Regions from separate parts of the Homo sapiens genome. Here region 1 is linked to region 2. A link is a contact called in ENCODE Hi-C or POLR2A ChIA-PET data. All regions are on one chromosome and are shown on one strand. Each heading gives the region's core, a stretch centred on a gene start or an enhancer-like site at or near the end of the contact. The rest is flanking DNA. Distances are from core to core; before and after follow the strand shown. Region 1 holds the start of DNAH17-AS1 (DNAH17 antisense RNA 1). Region 2 holds the start of SOCS3-DT (SOCS3 divergent transcript).

Region 1 (3,940 bases), core at 1,390-3,889, 120 kb after region 2:
CTGCCTCCACCTCCTAAAGTGTTGAGATTACAGGCCTGAGCCACTGCGCCCAGCACTTTTGTTTTTTTCCCCCATTATGCACTTTGTGTGTTGGAAGTTGACGTCTGTTAGTTTCTAGTAATTCCTTGTATATTTCAGATATTAATCCACTGTCAATTTTATACATTGCAAATGTTTTCTTCCATTCTTTTATTTCTCCATTATATATGTCCATGGTGTCTCTCACTGAGCAAAATTCCTTAACTTTCATTTAAATCACAGCCATCAATTTTTTGCCCTTCTGTGTGTGCCTCTGAAACTTTTGCCTGCGCAGTCCTCTCCTGTGCACACTTCTCAGGTCACAGATGTTGTCCCTGTTTGCTTCTGCCCACCTCACAGCTCACCCTTTCCCTGCGGGCCCATCCTTCCCACGGGCCCCACCCTTGTCTGCCTTTTTCTTCCACAGGTGAGCATTTTCCTGACACATCCACTAAACAGTCCATCCTTCCCTGTTGTCGTGGGGCCATGTTAATCTGATATTCTAGAAGGATCTTTTGAAAACTCAAATCTCACTCTGCCACCCCTCCTGAAGATCCTTCAGGGTAAACTCCAGGGCAGATGTGGACCTAGGGCTGAAGCTTAAGAATGTGGAGGCTCCTCCTTGAGGAAAAGAAAGCAAAAATCTTAAACAAATTTTACAAGGGCACATGACCGTGTGCAACCCTTGGAAGGGGCCTCGCGAGTTGCAGGGAAACCGAGGCTGAGCCGCCACAGCCCTCACAGTAGACCTGCCTGCAGAGAGGAACGGGTGGGCTCTCATGCATGCACCTGTCCTCCTCTCCTGTCTGGGTACCCTCAAATCTCCCACCCCACACCACGTTAGGTTCTCCTCAAATGATGTCAAACTCTCTCCAGGCTCCCTCCTCAGAGTGGCAGCTTTGTCACCTCCCCCAGGGAGCCACCTCTGATGCCTCCGTCCCCACATCACAGCCTGCAGCCCAGAGTAGGCTTCCTATAGTCGTGAGCTCTGGGAGTGTCGTTTAGTGAGGAAAAGGCAAGTGATGGAGTCAGACATATCTGAACTCAAAATCCAGTTCTGGCTGAGCGTGGTGGCTCACGCCTGTAGTCCCAGCACTTTGGGAGCCCGAGGCGGGCAGATCACCTGAGGTCAGGAGTTAGAGACCTGCCTGGCCAATATAGTTAAGCCCCGTTTCTACTAAAAATACAAAAATTAGGTGGGCATGGTGGCAGGCACCTATAATTTCAGCTACTTGGGAGACTGAGGCAGGAGAATCGCTGGAACCCAGGAGGCAGAGGTTGCAGTGAGCCAAGATCACGCCATTGGACTCCAGCCTGGGCAGCAAGAGCGAAACTCTGTCTTGGAAATAATAATAATAATAATAATAATAACCCAGCTCCGCCACTCATTAGGACCATGACCTCAAGTAGACTACCTAACCCCCCATGCCTGCCTTTCTCGGCATGAGGCCAGGCTTCATGAACGAGCAGACTAGTTTCTAGGCTCTTTTGGCCTGAGCTACTTGCTTATTTTAAGAGACAACTATGGCTGGGCACGGTGGCTCACACCTCTAATCCCAGCACTTTGTGAGGCCAAGGCGGGCGGATCACCTGAGGTCAGGAGTTCGAGAACAGCCTGGCCAACATGGCGAAACCCCTTCTCTACTAAAAGTACAAAAATTAGCCGGCGTGGTGGTGGGCACCTGTATTACCAGCTACTCAGGAGGCTGAGGAAGGAGAATTCCTTGAACCCAGGAGGCGGAGGTTGCAGTAAGCCAAGATCGAGCCATTGCACTCCAGCCTGAGAGACAGAGCGAGATTTCTCCTCAAAAAAAAAAAAAAAAAAAAAAAAAAAAAAGACAACTGAACTGAATGTTCTCATCTTTCCAAACTGCAAACCTAAACGTGCCACCTTTGGTTTCTCGGTGCCGTTAGGAGAAAATCTGCACTCTGTCCCGAGGCCCTGGGATTCTGGCTGCAGCTGCCCTGGGCACCCTCTGCCTCTGGCTCTCACATCCTTGCCACACCGGCCTTCCTGGGCTTCTTCACGTGTGGCAGGGCATTTACACGTGGCAATCTCTCCACCCAGAATGCTCTCCCTCTAAGGTCCCACAGCCAGCAGGACACTGCTGCCAGCTTCCAGCTGTGCACCATCTCCCCAGGGGCATCTCTCTGCTGGGGCTCCCAGCTGGGAGGCTCCTCTGTGACTGCACTGGGGGTTTTCCTCAGGGCTCTTCCTTTACCGGGTAATGTGCTTCTTCCTCTCCCGGCGGGACAGACACCTCGGTGGAAGGGGGGAAGGAGGATCCCCCCCTCCGCGGGGGCTCTAGGCCACTGCTGCATGTTTGTGAAATGGGTGATGGACGAAACTGATAGAACCTCTCCCCTACCCTGGCCCTACCTCAATGCCTTGTGGCCCCACAAACTTGGGGGCCCAGCTACGACCCGTGTCTCCCTACCCACGTTGCAGCACCCCCCCCACCGCCCCACACCAGTCCTGCCCTACTGCCCTGGGGCTCCGCCTCTTCCTGCGCCCCGCCCTGGCCCCGCCCTCACCGCCCCGGGGCCACGCCTTCCCCTCCGGCCCCGCCCCGTCTAACCAGTGCCGGTGGTCCATGTGCTGCCGGATGAGGGTGTGCGGGGCCACCGTCCCATACTTGTCCACCTCGGGCATGTTCATGTCGTCGATGAAGTAGACGAGCTTCTTAGTGCCTGGCGGCCCGTAGTTCCTCCCCGATTTCTTCTCCAGCGGCTTCTCCAGCACCCCTAGAGAGGGCAGAGGGTCAGCTGCCCGCCTGCGCCTCCTGAGCCAGAGCCTGTTAGGTAGGGAGGGGCGCTACCTGCTTCCCCGGAGGACAGAAGGTGGGACCTGGCTGGGATCCAAGTTTACCAAAGGTACCTGCCCTGGGAGTGGCCCTTGAGGGGGCACCGGGTACAGCCCCAGGAATAAACAGAGCGATCAGAGGCGAGGGTGGCAGGAACCTTGCTCTCCGTCACCTTTGGGTCGCCTTAGATTGGCTGAGACACTCCCGGGGGACCTGCTGCCTCGACTGGCCATCAAAACCCCATCACCATGCCCACAAGGGAGCACCAGAAAGAGGGGTCCCGGCTGCTCCTCCTCTGTCTCCGACTCAGGAAGGAAAGGCCAGCGGGTGGGGCATGGGAAGTGAGGAGGTGCAAAGTGGCTAGTGAGTGCCTGGGCCTGCAGTGAGAGGGGACAGGAGGGAACGGGGACTGGCGGGGGGCAGCCGGGTAGGCAGGGCGTGGCCGGACCAGCCTCACCCTGCAGCATGGCTGAGGTCGTGTAGAAGTTGAAGGGCACAGCCTGCACCAGGTAGTTGTCCGTGTTCAGGCTTTCCAGCTTGTCCCCCATCAGCACCGACTTGCCCGTCCCCGCGTTCCCCACCAGCATCACCGGCCAGGACTTCTCCATGAGCAGGTCCATGAAGTAGCGGATGCGGATGGTTTCCGTGGTGTGGACCAAAGAGGCCTGGGGCAGGGGAGGGAAGGGGAGGGAGCTGTGATTCTCAGACACTTCTGCCTCTCGTGGGTGTGCAGGCCATGTTCTACCGAACAGGTCCTAATGTTGAAAATCGGTTGTGTTTGGACATTCCGTGCAGGCGTGTGGAGGGTACTGCACCGATTCCTGCCTCTAAATCACCAGTCGGTGGCCCTGCTTTGGGGACAGTTACCTGCAGTGGGACATCGGGATCCAGCTCAAAGGAGGGCACTTTATCTGTCCAGGGCAGGAACTTTTTTGTGTCAGGATCAATGTAGTAGTCAAAAATCGTTCCCTGCGAGGGGAACTTGATAGTCTTGAATTCGTTGATCCACCATTTACTGAACTCCACTCGATAATCCACAAGCTGTTGAGACACAGAAGTAAAAATCAGGGCCCAGCTAAGCAGGATGCTGAGAGACCCTGTGTGGGTGGCCGGGCCCC
Region 2 (3,738 bases), core at 1,239-3,738:
GGCCCTCAGGACCTCTCTCTCTTCCACCTTTCCCAGGCTCCACAACCAGCTCAGGTTTAAACCAAATCAAAGAGCAAACAAGTTCCGTTGGAAAGTTTGAAGATTCCCTGGCAGTTCTCATTAGTTCAGCATTCCCGAAGTGTCCCCTGTTTGGAGGCAGAGGGGAAGCTGAGGAATTGAAGGAGAATCCACTTGTGGTTGCTATCGTCCCACCAGGACAGCTGGCTCCTCCGGAGAAGCTGGAGACTCAGGTGGTACTCCCCCTTCCCTCCAACACATTCCAGGTCCGCCTGCCACATTCTGCAGGGAGAGGGCAGAGGGAGGGGCCTGTCCGCCCTCTTTCCCCCCAGAGCTACAGGACTCTCTCCTGGTTGGCTTCTTGTGCTTGTGCCATGTGCCACGGAGGAGAGGGGCCTGCGTCCCCTCTCCCGACCCATGCCCTTTGCGCCCTTTACCCCTTAAAGCGGGGCATCGTACTGGTCCAGGAACTCCCGAATGGGCCCCGGCAGCTGGGTGACTTTCTCATAGGAGTCCAGGTGGCCGTTGACGGTCTTCCGACAGAGATGCTGAAGAGTGGCCACGTTGGAGGAGAGGGGCCGGCTCAACACCAGGGGGATCTTCTCGCCCCCGGAGTAGATGTAATAGGCTCTTCTGGGGGGACTCCCAGGGAGTGGCTGGGCAGACGGCTGCTCGGGCACCTCGGAGGAGGGTTCAGTAGGTGGCGAGGGGAAGGAGGGGGCTCCAGGGGGCGGCATGTAGTGGTGCACCAGCTTGAGCACGCAGTCGAAGCGGGGCACGGGCTGCGTGCTCCGGGGATCGCTCTGCAGAGAGAAGCTGCCCCCCTCACACTGGATGCGCAGGTTCTTGGTCCCAGACTGGGTCTTGACGCTGAGCGTGAAGAAGTGGCGCTGGTCCGAGCTGTCGCGGATCAGAAAGGTGCCGGCGGGCTCGGCACTGAGCAGCAGGTTCGCCTCGCCGCCGGTCACTGCGCTCCAGTAGAAGCCGCTCTCCTGCAGCTTGCGCACTGCGTTCACCACCAGCTGGTACTCGCTCTTGGAGCTGAAGGTCTTGAGGCGCAGGCTGGTGTCCAGGGGGCGGCTCATCCCGGCGGCGGGAAACTTGCTGTGGGTGACCATGGCGCACGGAGCCAGCGTGGATCTGCGCGGCGGCGGCTGCAGCTGCTTCGCGGCCTCCGCACAGCGGCCGCTACCGCATCCCGGGGGGCTGCGGAGAGGAAGGCGCGAGCGCGTTGAGTGCCCGGAACCCTCCAGCGCGCCCGGCCCGCCCCGGCTCCCCTGCCTTCGCCGAGCGACTGGGGCACCCACTGCCCCGGGGGCCCTCTCCTGGGCCCGCGCTCCGATCCAGGCGCCTCACGGAGCCCGCACGGCTCCCGCCCCTGCCGGCAGGGTGGCCCCGGGCAGCCCCTTCCCAGGCGCGCACTGCAAGGGCGCAGCGTGGGAAACTCGCGCGCGGAAGTTAGGTCTCCAGGAGTGTGGCCGGGTGGGGAGCAGGAGAAGGGCCCCCGGGACTGCCTGGGCGCCGCTCAGTCCAGTAGCCCCGGGCGGTGTGGACGGAGGGAGAAACCCGAGGCACGGGGGTAGGGAGGGGACAGGAGAAGCCCGAAGGCCCCAGCCGGAGTATTCCGGGAACCTGGGATCTCCGGCTTCCATCCGCTCTGCCCCTACCTCGTCACCTCCCTGCCGGGAATGACCCGGGAAGGGGAGGGGAAACCGGGAAAAGCTCCCGGGACTGAGCGAGACCCCTCCCCACGCCGCGCTCCTCCTTCCTACCTGGTCCCGAATCGAAGTCTCCGTCCTTGGGGCTGAGCCCCCTCGGGTCCCCAAGGCGACGCGGCGGCGAGACGGCCAGCGGTGGCCCGCGCTGCGCCCAGATGTTGGCGGCCGTGAAGTCCACAAAGGAGCCTTCGCGCGCGCGTCCCTCGAGCTTCCCCTGGGCGCCCGCCCTGCCCCCTGCGCACCCCCGGACCAACCGGGAGGGGACCAGGAGAGGGACCGCGGCAAGGGGCCGCGGCGGGAGCTGGGCCGGGCGGGCGGCTGGCGGCTGGCTGCGTGCGGGGCCGAAGCGGCAGCAGCGGAGCAGGGAGTCCAAGTCGGAGCCGCCGCGGAGGCCGCGCTCGCGGGTATATAGGCGGCCGCCGCGCCCCGCCCCCCGATTCCTGGAACTGCGCGGCCGGCCTTCTTGTAATGTTTAGTCACTACTCGCAGCAGAGAAAGGCTGAGCGCGGAGGGTGAGGGAGGGGCCGCGGGCGCCGAGGGCGGGCCGCGAGCAGGGGCAGGGACCGGGAGGGACGCGCGCGGAGACAAAGCGCGACGAGAGGCGGCCGAGGCGGCCGGTGGGCGCGGCGCCAGCCCCGGCGGCGCGTTCCTGGCAGCGGCCCCTCCCCGCCGCGCGCTCCGCCCCCAACTTCTCATTCACACTTTCCCCCCACCCCCCTCCCTTCTAAGAAGGCTGATTTCTGGCAGAGGCGGGGGCGCCGCTTCGGGAGAGCGGGCAGTTCTAGGAGGCCGACCTGGAGAGCCTCCCGGTTCCCCTTCCCCTTTTCCCGGACCCCGCGGGGACACCCCCTCGCCGCCACCCGGGCCTCCCCGAGGGCCCAACTGCGGGTCAGGCGGCCCGGGCCAGCCGAAAGGGAAGTGGGGCTACCCCACAGCCAGGCAGCGGGGCTGGGGTCAGACCCGGGAGCCGGAGGTTGGAGACGTGCGACAGTCACCTGCGGGCAGATTCCAGAGGGGAGACCCAGGGCTGCAGGGGACGCCCCTTCGTGGCAGCTACCCAGCCTCGGCCCACTGCCAGGTTCTTTGCCAACCCTGACGCGAGTGTGGAGCCCCCCTCCCCTCCCCTATGAAAACGCTTTCATGCACTGGGGTCTGCAAACCTGGTTGGTCCGGTGTGGGTTGGGCCAGGTGCTCTCGGCCGGGCTGGAGAGCTCGAGGTGGAACGATGGCCCCAACCTACGGCCCGCGTCCGCCAGAGGGCGCCCTGGGGTCTCCTAGGGGAGGGCAGTTTGGTGCTGCGCGGCCCAGGCCTTGGAATAGGCACGCCAGGGATCTGCGGGAATGGCTGTCTCCGGAGCTGGAAAGGTGGCCGAGAAGGGGGCATTCACACCCCAGGCTGGGGTCAGACCTGGGAATAAAATTCTAGCAGGAGAGAATTTCCGGAAAGCAGTTTTCCGGGGTTCAGGCTACTGCCAGATGGCCCACACCCCCTGGAATGTGACCCCCTGCCTCTCTTGGGGTGGGGGAGGACTTGATCACTGGCGGGGAGGGGGTAGAGGGGAGGAGAGGAAGTGATTGAGGTGAAAGATTGGTTTGCTGCTGGTCACGTTGGCACTGACGTAGATAGTTTGGGCTTGGAGACCCGGGGCCAGCCTTATGAAGGATGGCAAGTTTTGTCATCTTGTCCCCAAATGGGCTGTGTGGTGCTGGGGACACCCGAGAGCTGCCTCAGTGGCATTTAGATTTTCACCTCTCGGGATGCAGACGCTGTGGGCCTGGGGCCCTGCGCTCTTCCTAGATACCAGGATAATGAGGTGCTGAAAGGGAAGGAAGAGACTGCCGCCAGGGACAGGGAGCTTGGGATGCCAGAACCCAGAACTGGCCCTTTTGCCGGCCCTGGAATTGATAGGTGCGCACTGCCTTTGCCACTGTATCCTCAGTCCGTGCCATCACCTCTCCCCAGCATGTGCTGGGGACTCAGTGAGATTTGGACAAGACACAC

What was found. A loop is a pair of places that touch in the nucleus more often than their neighbours do. ChIA-PET counts read pairs that join two places held with the same protein, here RNA polymerase II (POLR2A). Pooled maps may share reads with other maps.
Region 1: a loop to region 2 is called in a map of PC-9, with 4 times the contacts of the local background. The contact joins the promoter of DNAH17-AS1 here to the promoter of SOCS3-DT in region 2. A Hi-C loop is called at or near these places in 1 of 168 maps with a recorded cell type or tissue (PC-9), 6 of 37 single-sample maps with no recorded cell type and 9 of 50 pooled maps. POLR2A ChIA-PET finds 5 or more read pairs at or near these places in 1 of 52 experiments (PC-9).

The regions. Positions count from the first base shown.
Region 1 is chr17:78,482,271-78,486,210 of GRCh38, forward strand. DNAH17-AS1 (DNAH17 antisense RNA 1) reads left to right here and starts at 2,640. Exons shown (of 6, transcript NR_102401.1): 1 at 2,640-2,892. DNAH17 (dynein axonemal heavy chain 17) reads right to left here. Exons shown (of 81, transcript NM_173628.4): 46 at 3,690-3,863; 47 at 3,280-3,487; 48 at 2,598-2,763. RefSeq lists enhancers at 2,153-2,292, 2,323-2,372 and a silencer at 2,443-2,672.
Region 2 is chr17:78,357,960-78,361,697 of GRCh38, forward strand. It overlaps SOCS3-DT (SOCS3 divergent transcript), which reads left to right and starts at 2,489. Exons shown (of 5, transcript NR_110847.1): 1 at 2,489-2,814. It overlaps SOCS3 (suppressor of cytokine signaling 3), which reads right to left and starts at 2,118. Exons shown (of 2, transcript NM_003955.5): 1 at 1,791-2,118; 2 at 1-1,224. The coding sequence starts at 1,136. The coding sequence ends at 459. RefSeq lists silencers at 1,230-1,469, 1,880-2,159, 2,170-2,479, 2,540-2,739, 2,970-3,019 and an enhancer at 1,474-2,122.